Linked DNA regions of Homo sapiens: regions 2 and 3 are each linked to region 1. A link is a contact called in ENCODE Hi-C or POLR2A ChIA-PET data. All regions are on one chromosome and are shown on one strand. Each heading gives the region's core, a stretch centred on a gene start or an enhancer-like site at or near the end of the contact. The rest is flanking DNA. Distances are from core to core; before and after follow the strand shown.

What was found. Hi-C counts contacts between places; a loop is a spot of excess contacts on that map. ChIA-PET counts read pairs that join two places held with the same protein, here RNA polymerase II (POLR2A). Pooled maps may share reads with other maps.
Region 2: a loop to region 1 is called in a map of naive thymus-derived CD4-positive, alpha-beta T cell, with 2.9 times the contacts of the local background. The contact joins the promoter of DHX40 here to the promoter of HEATR6 in region 1. A Hi-C loop is called at or near these places in 1 of 168 maps with a recorded cell type or tissue (naive thymus-derived CD4-positive, alpha-beta T cell), 2 of 37 single-sample maps with no recorded cell type and 9 of 50 pooled maps. POLR2A ChIA-PET finds 5 or more read pairs at or near these places in 4 of 52 experiments (OCI-LY7, activated CD8-positive, alpha-beta memory T cell, activated T-cell and 1 more).
Region 3: a loop to region 1 is called in a pooled map, with 3 times the contacts of the local background. The contact joins the enhancer-like site here to the promoter of HEATR6 in region 1. A Hi-C loop is called at or near these places in 1 of 50 pooled maps. POLR2A ChIA-PET finds 5 or more read pairs at or near these places in 3 of 52 experiments (H1, T-cell and WTC11).

What each region holds. Positions count from the first base shown.
Region 1 is chr17:60,076,950-60,080,254 of GRCh38, reverse strand. HEATR6 (HEAT repeat containing 6) reads left to right here and starts at 1,334. Exons shown (of 20, transcript NM_022070.5): 1 at 1,334-1,559. The coding sequence starts at 1,341. It overlaps HEATR6-DT (HEATR6 divergent transcript), which reads right to left and starts at 946. Exons shown (of 2, transcript NR_135648.1): 1 at 783-946. RefSeq lists a silencer at 1,548-1,677.
Region 2 is chr17:59,563,806-59,567,277 of GRCh38, reverse strand. It overlaps DHX40 (DEAH-box helicase 40), which reads right to left and starts at 1,668. Exons shown (of 18, transcript NM_024612.5): 1 at 1,495-1,668; 2 at 484-651. The coding sequence starts at 1,606. RefSeq lists a silencer at 1,030-1,159 and enhancers at 1,570-1,829, 1,445-1,987.
Region 3 is chr17:59,369,659-59,373,028 of GRCh38, reverse strand. The region is part of intron 2 of YPEL2 (yippee like 2); the gene reads right to left. Among named protein-coding and RNA genes, the nearest start is that of MIR4729, 5.3 kb to the right of the region's middle. RefSeq lists enhancers at 2,386-2,885, 2,886-3,370. Within about 2 kb of position 1,473, at least 29 of the 41 ENCODE cell types and tissues checked have a DNase peak (open chromatin) inside an H3K27ac peak, as active enhancers do.

The DNA of each region.
Region 1 (3,305 bases), core at 85-2,584:
ACATTTCTCCCCAAGCCCAAAGTCTTCAGAAAACTACCTCTGCTAAAGCATACCCCCAATTTTCACTGCTGAACAGAAATGTTTTGTTCTCAGGATAAAACATACATTCAGGTGACTTCAAGGTTTTCCCTAAGGGCCAAGGGTGAGGATTTGCTTTATATTTGCATAACTCAAAGGCCCTAGAGATGGTTTTCCCAATCTGCCCAACTGTGAAAGTCAAGCCTTCACTTCCTGGATGACTGAAAAGTGATCACAGATTTTTAAATGGCCATTTTATTCTCCAGCTTCTTGACTTCAAGGTTTCAGAAAATCTTGGGGTGTCTCATTTCAACCCGGTCACTCTTAGGCAGATTATATTTTACATGATTCAGTTAAACTCCAAAATTACTCTTCTAGTGGGGCGAGGTGCCTCATGATCCATGAGAGGATTCACACTGGGAAAAAGGGAGAAAAAGGAACCAAGAGTACAGCCAGCTGTCACTTAAGTAGGGAAAGCTGCCTTATATTCCACTGACCAGATTGCAATCACAGAGCCACAGCCAACTGCAAGGAATGCTAGGGAACGTAGCCTTTATTCCGGGTGGTTTTGTGCCTGGGGAAAGATTTTAGAAGAGTAGAAGGGTGCCTTAGAACTAGCGGTTTCTGCTACTGCCATCCACAGCATACCCTCTCCAACTCCAGCCCGAATCTGAAACTCTAGTACGGAACAGAGTACCTTCAGCCCTGTCCAGGAACAAACTCTGGGAGGACAAACTTTCTGGAAGCACAAATTGAGAACTCACTTTTCAGTCAGGGCTCAAGAAGGAGTGGCCGGCGAAAAATCTCCAAGCCAATTTCTTTCTTTTTTTTTTTTTCTGAGACGGAGTCTCGCTCTGTCGCCCAGGCTGGAGTGCAGTGGCGCGATCTTGGCTCATTGCAAGCCCTGCCTCCCGGGTTCACGCCATTCTCCTGCCTCAGCCTCCCGAGTAGCTGGGACAACAGGCGCCCGCCACCACTCCCGGCTAATTTTTTTTTTTTTTTTTTTTTTGTATTTTTAGTAGAGACGGGGTTTCACCGTGTTAGCTAGGATGGTCTCGATCTTCTGACCTCGTGATCCGCCCGCCTCGGCCTCCCAAAGTGCTGGGATTACAGGCGTCAGCCACCGAGCCCGGCCTCCAAGCCAATTTCTGACAAGCATCTGCAGGGTACCGGTCGGAGGAGTCCCGTAGTCATGGAAACCCCTCTGAGCCCCAGTCCGGTCTAAAAAAGGTACTTTCGGAACTAGAGCGCGCGGAACGGGAGGATGTCCCGGAAGTATTTCCCTGGGATCACCCCACCCACCCCCCCCGCCCGTAGAAAAGATGGCTGCTGTGCAAGTTGTCGGTTCGTGGCCTTCCGTGCAGCCGCGGGAGGCACCGCGGGAAGCAATCCCTGAGCGAGGCAATGGGTTTCGCCTCTTGTCTGCCAGGCTCTGCGCCCTGCGCCCGGATGACAGCAGCTCCGCCCGCACCGAGATCCACCTGCTCTTCGATCAGCTCATCTCCGAGAACTACAGCGAGGGCAGTGGCGTGGCCCCGGAGGTAGGCGGCGCGCCCTGCTGGCCCCGGCCCCGGCCCCACCCCTCCGGGAACCCAGCTGGTGGCCTCTGCCTGCCTTTCCCTGATCTTCCCACTCTCGCGCCTGATGATTTAGTTTCAGGATGGCGTGCCCCCTCCAACCTTGGCACATTCTTAGTTCTCCATTTGGAAGACCCTGCAGTGCTTGGCACGCTCGAGTCATTCAAAACCCAACTTGACGACTCCTGCTCTGATAATGCCTCGGGTTTCCTCTCTGATACCAACTTTCCATCCGCCCGCACCCTCCTTCACTCCCTCTCTGTGCACCCAGAACACTTGGTTGACAAAATGCATTACTACTGTTTATTGCGTACATGGTACACGGACCACGTGGGAATCTTAGAACTTGCGTAGTATTAGGGCTTGTTTGCTAATGAAAATACTGAAGCTCGTAAAAATACAGTATACAAAACTCTGCCACAAAGCCCCTATGTTTTCTGTTCCTACACACTAGCTCCTCCCCTCTGCCGTCTTTCTGAGTAATCTTACACACATCAGGCCTTAAATTAATGAATTCTCTGAACTGTTGACACCATGGCCTTCTGGCCCTACGTAGGAAAGAGGGAAGTGGTGCAAGTTGCCTGCTTGCACAGGCATCTCAAACTAGACAGTTCCTAAAGATGAAATTCATTAGCTCCAAACACGCATTCCCGTCCCCAGTCCATCCCACCTTCCAACACACATGCATCATCCACCAAGTCACACCAGACACAAACACTGGTTCTTCCCTCCTTCATCCCAGATCCTGACCAACTCAGGTATTTCAGAATGTGTCTCATATATATTTCTCAGTTCATCCCCTCCTGTCTATTCCCATAGCGAGTGCCTTAGACCTCAGGCAAGGCGACTTATGCCTGGACTGTTCGCTGATCCCCTCTGACTGATCTCCTGCCTCCTGTCTAGCTCCTCTCCAAGCCAGTCATTCCTCCAATGCCAGAATGATCTTTTCTTTAGGAGGAAAAAAAATTGTTCATAAACTTTAAAATCTGCTTTGGAAAAGTCTTCAATACGTATTGGTAAATGGTTGAAGCAAGTTGCAGGACAATTCATACAGAATGAGATCAGTATGAAGCTGGAGGAGGGATTTTAAAATATGTGTGTTTATATATGCAAAGTAAAAGGTCTGAAAGAATTGACTACAGAATAATAGTGTATGTCATTAGGAAGCAGAGTGAGATTAAGGCAGTAGTCGGGGACTTTTGCTGTATTTGTGTAATTGGATACTTTTGCAACAAAACTTCCATTCTCTCCTGTTACTCCCCCTTTTGTTCCTGTGTGCAGCCATTTAAAACTTGCTGTTCTTCAGGCACCTACTAGTGTTTCACACCTCCAGGTTTTTGCATACTCTGTCCACTTTGCTTGCAGTGTTTTTTGATGCCCTATCTGGCAAATTTCTCCTCATCCTTCAAATCATTCCAGATTCTGCTTTACAGTCACCTCCACAAGGCCTCCCTAATTACTGTTTCTGGACAGAGTTTGTACTTTATTCTTTCAGCACTTGATTCACCTTATTTTAATTATTTGTTGTGTTTCTTTCTCTCTCACTAGTTTGTGAGCTCTTTGAGGTTCAGGAACATGTTTGTTTTACCTTTGGAGCCCAAAGACCTAGCACACTATGACACATAGTAGGTGCTCAGAACCTTGTCATTCTATAAACATCGATGGATGAAGAGTGTGACTTGCAAATAGGTCCCTCTTTTTTTTTTTTTT
Region 2 (3,472 bases), core at 419-2,918, 510 kb after region 1:
CAGTCCAAACCAAAGGCCTCCTATTAACTTTACTTAACGTATTTTAAAGGTAATTTGTTAGTTGGCTTGCGCTGGCAAAGTCAGGGGATAAATATTTACCTGATAATGCTCTAGAGAAAGAACCAAGAAGTACTAATGGCAGCAACAGATATCACATATCTCTTACCCCTCAAAATTATTTCAGTATCCAATGGTTAATAGTCTACTGCTAGACAACTTTATTCTATAAAATGGAATATCTAGATGTAATTCTATTTGAGATTATTATGGTAATTAAAAATGGGAAAATTTGCCATCCCAACTAATTCTTGAACCTGAAATAGACCATAAAGAAGCAAAGGAGACATAGGGGAAGGGGGTGTGCCAAGAGAAGCGGGACTATAAAGCAAATACTGGGCAATCATGGAGTACAGAAGTCCTACTGGCCTTTAAAAAGAGGATATTTTTAAAATATTTCCAATTATTACAACAGAAAAAAATCACCTGCTTCATATAGATATTTTGGGAGTTGAGTTGTTTTACCACTTCCTGTATTTCCAGTAACAATAAGGAATGAATTGTCCCTCACAGCTTGAATAATCTTTTTTCTTTGTTTCTGAATAGGAAAAGTTGGAGTAGTTCCTCCCTCCTGGGACGTGCATCCTTTCTCTTCTGTAATAACAGAAAAACAAGTCAATTAAAAGACTTGTAAAGATATCTCTGACTCAATTTCTCATGACTAAAACCAGAAAGGCAATAGAATTTTAGGGCTGGACGGGATCATCCATGACTTCTCAGTTAAATCGCTCATGTAAGTGAGCGTTAATGAGCGCAATTTGTAAGTGAGGGTTAATGAGCCCAGAACAACTTTTTGGTGAAATCCAGCAACTTGAGCATTTGTTCACGCATAACTCAAAGTACTTTTCAAAGCAAGTATAGCTCAAGGCAACGTATACACATGCATACTTACACAGAAGCACAAAACTCAATTTTATTTAACAATAGACCAAAAACTGGAACACAGCAGAAAATTCTCAGCTGGATTAGAAGCCACCTGTGTTTGCTTCTGATTCATGGTTCAAGTTAGGTCCCTGTTCAGAGCGACTGATATCCCAGAAGGCCAAGTGGTGGGTAACCATGGAAACTGGCTCCTGGAAACTGGCTCCCTTCATACTGTACCCAAAGGCAGGCTGGCGGCCCGACGAAGGGTGGGGGGGATGAATGGGTAGAGAACAAAGGGTCTATGAGCCTGTTTAAGAACAGAATGCATTTCGGGCGTTGGGGTTCACTTTTTCGCCCCCCAGTAAGGTTTTCGCCTAACTTGAATCTGGGACCGCCCCCCTCTAAGGCAAAGTGCTCATTGGACGCAAAGTTCGCCTCGGGCTTGGAAAGCCAGGAGAACGCCACGGCTTCCTCACTACTCTTCTCAGCCTGCCAAAGGCGTACTTTCATCCCCCCACCAAAACCCCCACGCCGTAACTCCCGCTGGCTTCCGTACCGTCCCGCGGACCGCACCTCTATCGGCGATGCAAACAGCCGAGAGCCGCTCTTCCTGGAGGTCTCTTGACCGCTCACCCTCCTCCTGCCGCCTTGGCGCCCTGCCCGCGACTGCGGGAAACCGGGACATAGACCTGGCCCCGAGTGGAGGCGAGCACGTCCACCGATCTGAGGAGATGGGAGGGGAAAGACGAGGACGCGCCCTGATGACGTAGAGGTGTTTACTTCCGCGCGTGCGACTTGTAGCAAGGGGAGGGGGAGCTGCTCGATGACGTGGTACGGGGCGGCCGGACCTCGAGCCGAGGCTCCACCCCCCAGGGATTTCCCGCCAACTGCCACGTGCGCTTCGCCTTGGGCGGCTGAGCCATACCTGAGGGCCCGAAGACCCCCTCTTGTTTCGCCTCTCCGGCGCCGAAGGTCGCGACGACACCTCTTTTCAACGCCACAGTGGTCTCTGCAGGCTATTCTGCCTTCACACACTTGACACGATGTAACCCTCTGCCCGGAGCTGGAACCATGATCCCAGAGTGCTGCGTTCCTCAACTCATTCTCACCTTTCCTAATCTGATATGACCTGTCCAAGGCACACAGCTACTGAGTTGTGGAGCCGAACTTTTAGTTATGTTATTATCAAAACTTAGGTCACCAAGGCTGTTCATTTCCCTCATAGGACCCTGCATTTTAATTTATTTGCATGTTTCCTCTTCTGCCCAGCTAGATTGTAAAGCCCCCCCCCACAAGAGTCGAAATATTAAAACACTGCTACATCCAGGGCCCAGCACAGTGATTCAAGGTGGGCTGTCAATATTTGTTGACTTTGCTGGAATGGAGGAATAATAATTGACTTCCTTAGGAATTAAGCTCATTTTTGATAGAGGTGCATTCCTTGGAAACCACAGTAGCTGAAAAGTTCAACAGATACACAGCATCTGAGGCAGGGCAACTTTTTCAGAAAAGGTACTTTGGGGGCAGGTCTTTCTGGTCTAGAGCCTGCCAATTTTTAAATTAGTGTCAACTGTAACAAAATCATTGCAATGTGAACAAGATTGTTTGTTGGACTCCTCAATTGTTCCTGCTGTTAGAATTAGCCAACACTTACTACCAAAGAAGACAACTCAAAACTGTCACTTCACCATCACCTAAAGACCCTCTTGTCTGACCAGGCTTCAAAAGATGTACCATAAGGTTGTTGGGCCCCCAGATTTTTCTGTGCTCATTTGAAGTGAAGTCATGGCCATGCATGGTGGCTCATGCCTGTAATGCCAGCACCTTGGGGGGCCAGGACAGATGAATCACTTGAGATCAGGAGTTCGAGACCGGCCTGGCCAATATGGTGAAACCCCGTCTCTATTAAAAATAAAAAAATAAAAAAAATTAGCCGGGTGTGGTAGCACGCGCCTATAATCCCAGCTACTCGGGAGGCTGAGGCAGGAGAATCGCTTGAACCTAGGAGGCAGGGGTTGCAGTGAGCCAAGATCATGCCACTGCACTCCAGCCTGGGCAACAGAGCGAGATTCCACCTCAAAAAATAAAGTGAACTCATACCAACTGCTTTTAAATGGAACTGATCAACACTTCTTAAAATGCAAGCTCATCAGATTTTGAATGATACCAAATAAGTTGGAACTTTGTAACAACTTTATATCTCAAAACCTGGGTATGAGAGGAAGCAATCTGGTAAATAGGAGAACATTCCAGGTTTCTCTCTTTCATTAGGAGCATCTCCCAGCCTTCTGGATCATGTTAGGAATTCAAAATATTATAGAAACAGAAAGCAAAATGGCAAAAATACATTTGTGGTACAGGCAAGGTATTGGTAATCTCAGTATTTCAGTATAGGGCATCTCTATCAGTGATATAATAAAGTCACTTTCTAAAAATCATCATTTCAGACCAATGATGATTACCACTTAGCTCATAGTAGTCAAATCTTTCTGATACAGTTGACCCTTGAACAATACTGGTTTGAACTTCGCAGGTCCACTTGTAGGCAGAT
Region 3 (3,370 bases), core at 224-2,723, 710 kb after region 1:
GGTGGCACACGCCTGTAATCCCAGCTACTCAGGAGGCTGAGGCAGGAGAATCACTTGAGCCTGGGAGGCAGAGGTTGCAGTGAGCCGAGACCATGCCATTGCACTCCAGACTGGGCAACAGAGCCCATGTCAAAAAATTAAAATAATAATAACAACACTACACTGTATGTCCCATGTTCTGATACTGCCTCGGGGCATTGTCATAAGCACTATTTACTTTAACTTCTCACAACCACCTTGGGTATGAGGAAAGGCAACAGTGGATGGGGACAGAGTCAGTCCTAGGACACACATCTTACAAGGCTCCTGCCTCTCTTAGGCATCTGCTTTGTGTGGTGAGCATTGTCTATTGTGCCCACATCTAAACACAGGGCATTCTTATCACTCTTCAATGCACAAATATTTCCTTACTGAAGGGAGCGGAGAGGGTGTGGGATCCTTAGCAGCACTGGGCAGTAAATCTGAAAGCAGAACTTGTTAGTTTCTAAACAAGGACCAGCCGGTTAGACCACAGAGTGGGTGTTTCCATGCAAATTCCAGCACTTTCATGTTGCTCCATGAACTGAGCCCAGCCAGGACAGCAAGCCATGCTTTTTGTATTTTACTTTTTTGCAACCAGCTAAGGAGTCTTTGATTGGGCCTAGAGAGGGACTCAATTAGCATCATGGAAACAGAGGAGATTTCAGAAAGGAAAGGTCAGCCACAAGCCTAGCATTTGCTATCAGCCATCTGCCAAGCAGGAAGTGCTACTCAGATCTATTTTTAATCATCTTCCCCAGGCTAGGGCTTCTGGGAAAATTCAGAGGCCAGGGTTATTCCAAGACAAACATTTAATTGCTACCTTTCTGTACACATTTTAAAACAGCCTCTGGACACTCAAGACCAACTTATACACAGAGGCCCAGTTTCTGGGTTCTGTCACTCTGGTACCTACATCCAAGGTTATCTTTGGAAGCCATGATGGGGGACCTCTCCTTGGGGACTGTCTGGGATATCAAGTACTCCACATAATGTAATAATTCCTATAGCCAGCAGGTTTCAGATACTTGGTTACAAGTGACAGGAAGAGAGGAGGAGGTGGGAATTCAGGTCCAAGAGTTCATGTTCATTCCCCAAAGAAGTGAGACCAGTGAAGTGAACTGTGCAAACTTCCTCGTCACTCCCATATTCATTTTAAGCACATTTATCACTTTAGAAAGGTAAATTAAAACCAGTTCATCCAGGCAGTAATCTCATTTGTTACTAAAGATATTGACTGGCTAAAGAAACAGGAGAGGTTTCATCTTAATTCCCAAGGCCCCAGTCTGTGCTGTGGCTGGTGCATCCAGGCATGAGAACATTCTGTCCACTGGCTCCTTCTCCCTCCTGTCTCGCGGCAGGGCTATGTCTCAGTTCAACCCAGCCCAAGGAATGAAACATCTCTGAGAGGTCTGGACAGGGAGTCTGGCACAGCCAGGGCAGACTCTGCAGAGACAGAGCCTGGCTCAGGCAGCCCCTGCATTCTCCAGCTCACACAAACACAGAGTTTGCTTGCCTCTCAACACTTACAAACTTTCAGCCTCCAATTTCCACCCCAAGGTAAAGCCGGAGCATATGTACGATTGTGCCCCAGCCAAGCCATGTTCCACCTGCCACTAAAGAAGTGGAGGATTGGGGACAGGCAGCTGGTCACCACCCAGGGCCTGCCCCATCCAACACGATACTGGGGAGCTGCAGAGCCCACTATGCCTGCAGACAAAGGGGTCTGCTCAGCATTCTGCCCACCTCCGACCTTCCCCCTTCCCTACTGTTAGAAGCTTATCTGTCTGCAAGCAGCCGGTGGGAAAGCTAAGCCGAAAGGGCACCTTGGCCATGGGATCTTTGCCTAAGGATGTGAAACAGGAGACTGGGTATTTGGGGCAACTTAACACCAGCCAGAGCCCAGCCAGCAGGCCAGGGAGGAAGGGACCGACTAGACAGGCCTGTGCTTCACAGGAGCTCTAACTCCCTCGGCTGGGGGCTGGAATCCCTCCTCCCAGTGTGCGGAACTCTACTCTAGTAAGGTGGGGGCACACATGCTCCTGGGGAAAATAAAACAAAAACAAAAAAACAAAAAAGGGCCACTGCACAGGGTCACTCCCCCTGACCCAGTTGGACTACACATTAATTGGGGCTTCTGAGCCCTGCTGACTCTTGAGTTCCTCTTGTCTGGTTTCAGCAGAGAAGGGAGTTAATCAGCAAACAGCTTAAGGAAGGATAACTCTCTGCCCCTGCTGAGGGCCACCTGTGCCCCTCCTCTGTGTGCCATGGCTCGATGGGCCAGCAAACCCTATTGAAACAAACAGCAAAGAAACAAGCCGAAGCAATCTGGGGTGCCATGTTTGGTCCCAGTGTAAGACGCCAGGAACAGGGGGTTACCTGGAGATTTCAAAGCGAGGCAGACAGTCTGAGAAGGACCAATGGAAGGGCTTGTGTTGGGTTCCTCTGTTTAGTCAAAGCAAGAAATAGGTTGTGTGATACAGCACTTAATGGTAGACCCTGAGATCAGGCCTGAATTTACATTCTAGCCTGCCTGGCCTGAGGACCAGTGAAAACCAGAATATATGACAGACCGTTTTGCTGCTATTTCATTTGTTCTGACCTGATAATAAAAATCAGAATCATTAAAAAATAAAAATAAAAATTCTGGCTGGGCGCAGTGGCTCCCACCTGTAATCCCAGCACTTTGGGAGGCCGAGGCGGGCGGATCACGAGGTCAGGAGATCAAGACCATCCTGGCTAACACAGTGAAACCCCGTCTCTACTAAAAAATACAAAAAATTAGCCGGGCATGGTGGCAGGCGCCTGTAGTCCCAGCTATTCAGGAGGCTGAGGCTGAGGCTGGAGAATGGCGTGAACCCAGGAGGCAGAGCTTGCAGTGAGCCCAGATCGCGCCACTGCACTCCAGCCCAGGCGACAGAGCGAGACTCCGTCTCAAAAAGAAAAAAAGAAAAAAATTCTGGTTCTGCCATTTCCTAGCTGGGTCTCCTTGGTCAACTCAATCTGTCTGAGCCTCACATTCCTCATCTAAAAATGGAGACAACAGTAGTACATCTCTCTTTGGATTAGTCTGAGGCAAAAGACATGATTCACATATAACATGCCTAGCACAATGCCTGCCCCTTAGTAGACACCCAGTAAAATGATGGCTATTGTTAGGATAATTAAAAGAAGGCCTCCAAAGAGCTGTTTCCTTTTTCAAATAAAGGTCAGTCAAAACCACTCTTTGGACCTCCAGGGAACTACTACAAGTGTAAAGTGCTGGATGGCAGGCAGCGGACATTAGGGACAGCACGTGTATCTTCCAAGTACTGAGAACGCTTGTCCTAGAGCTGTGGCTCCCAAATATTAG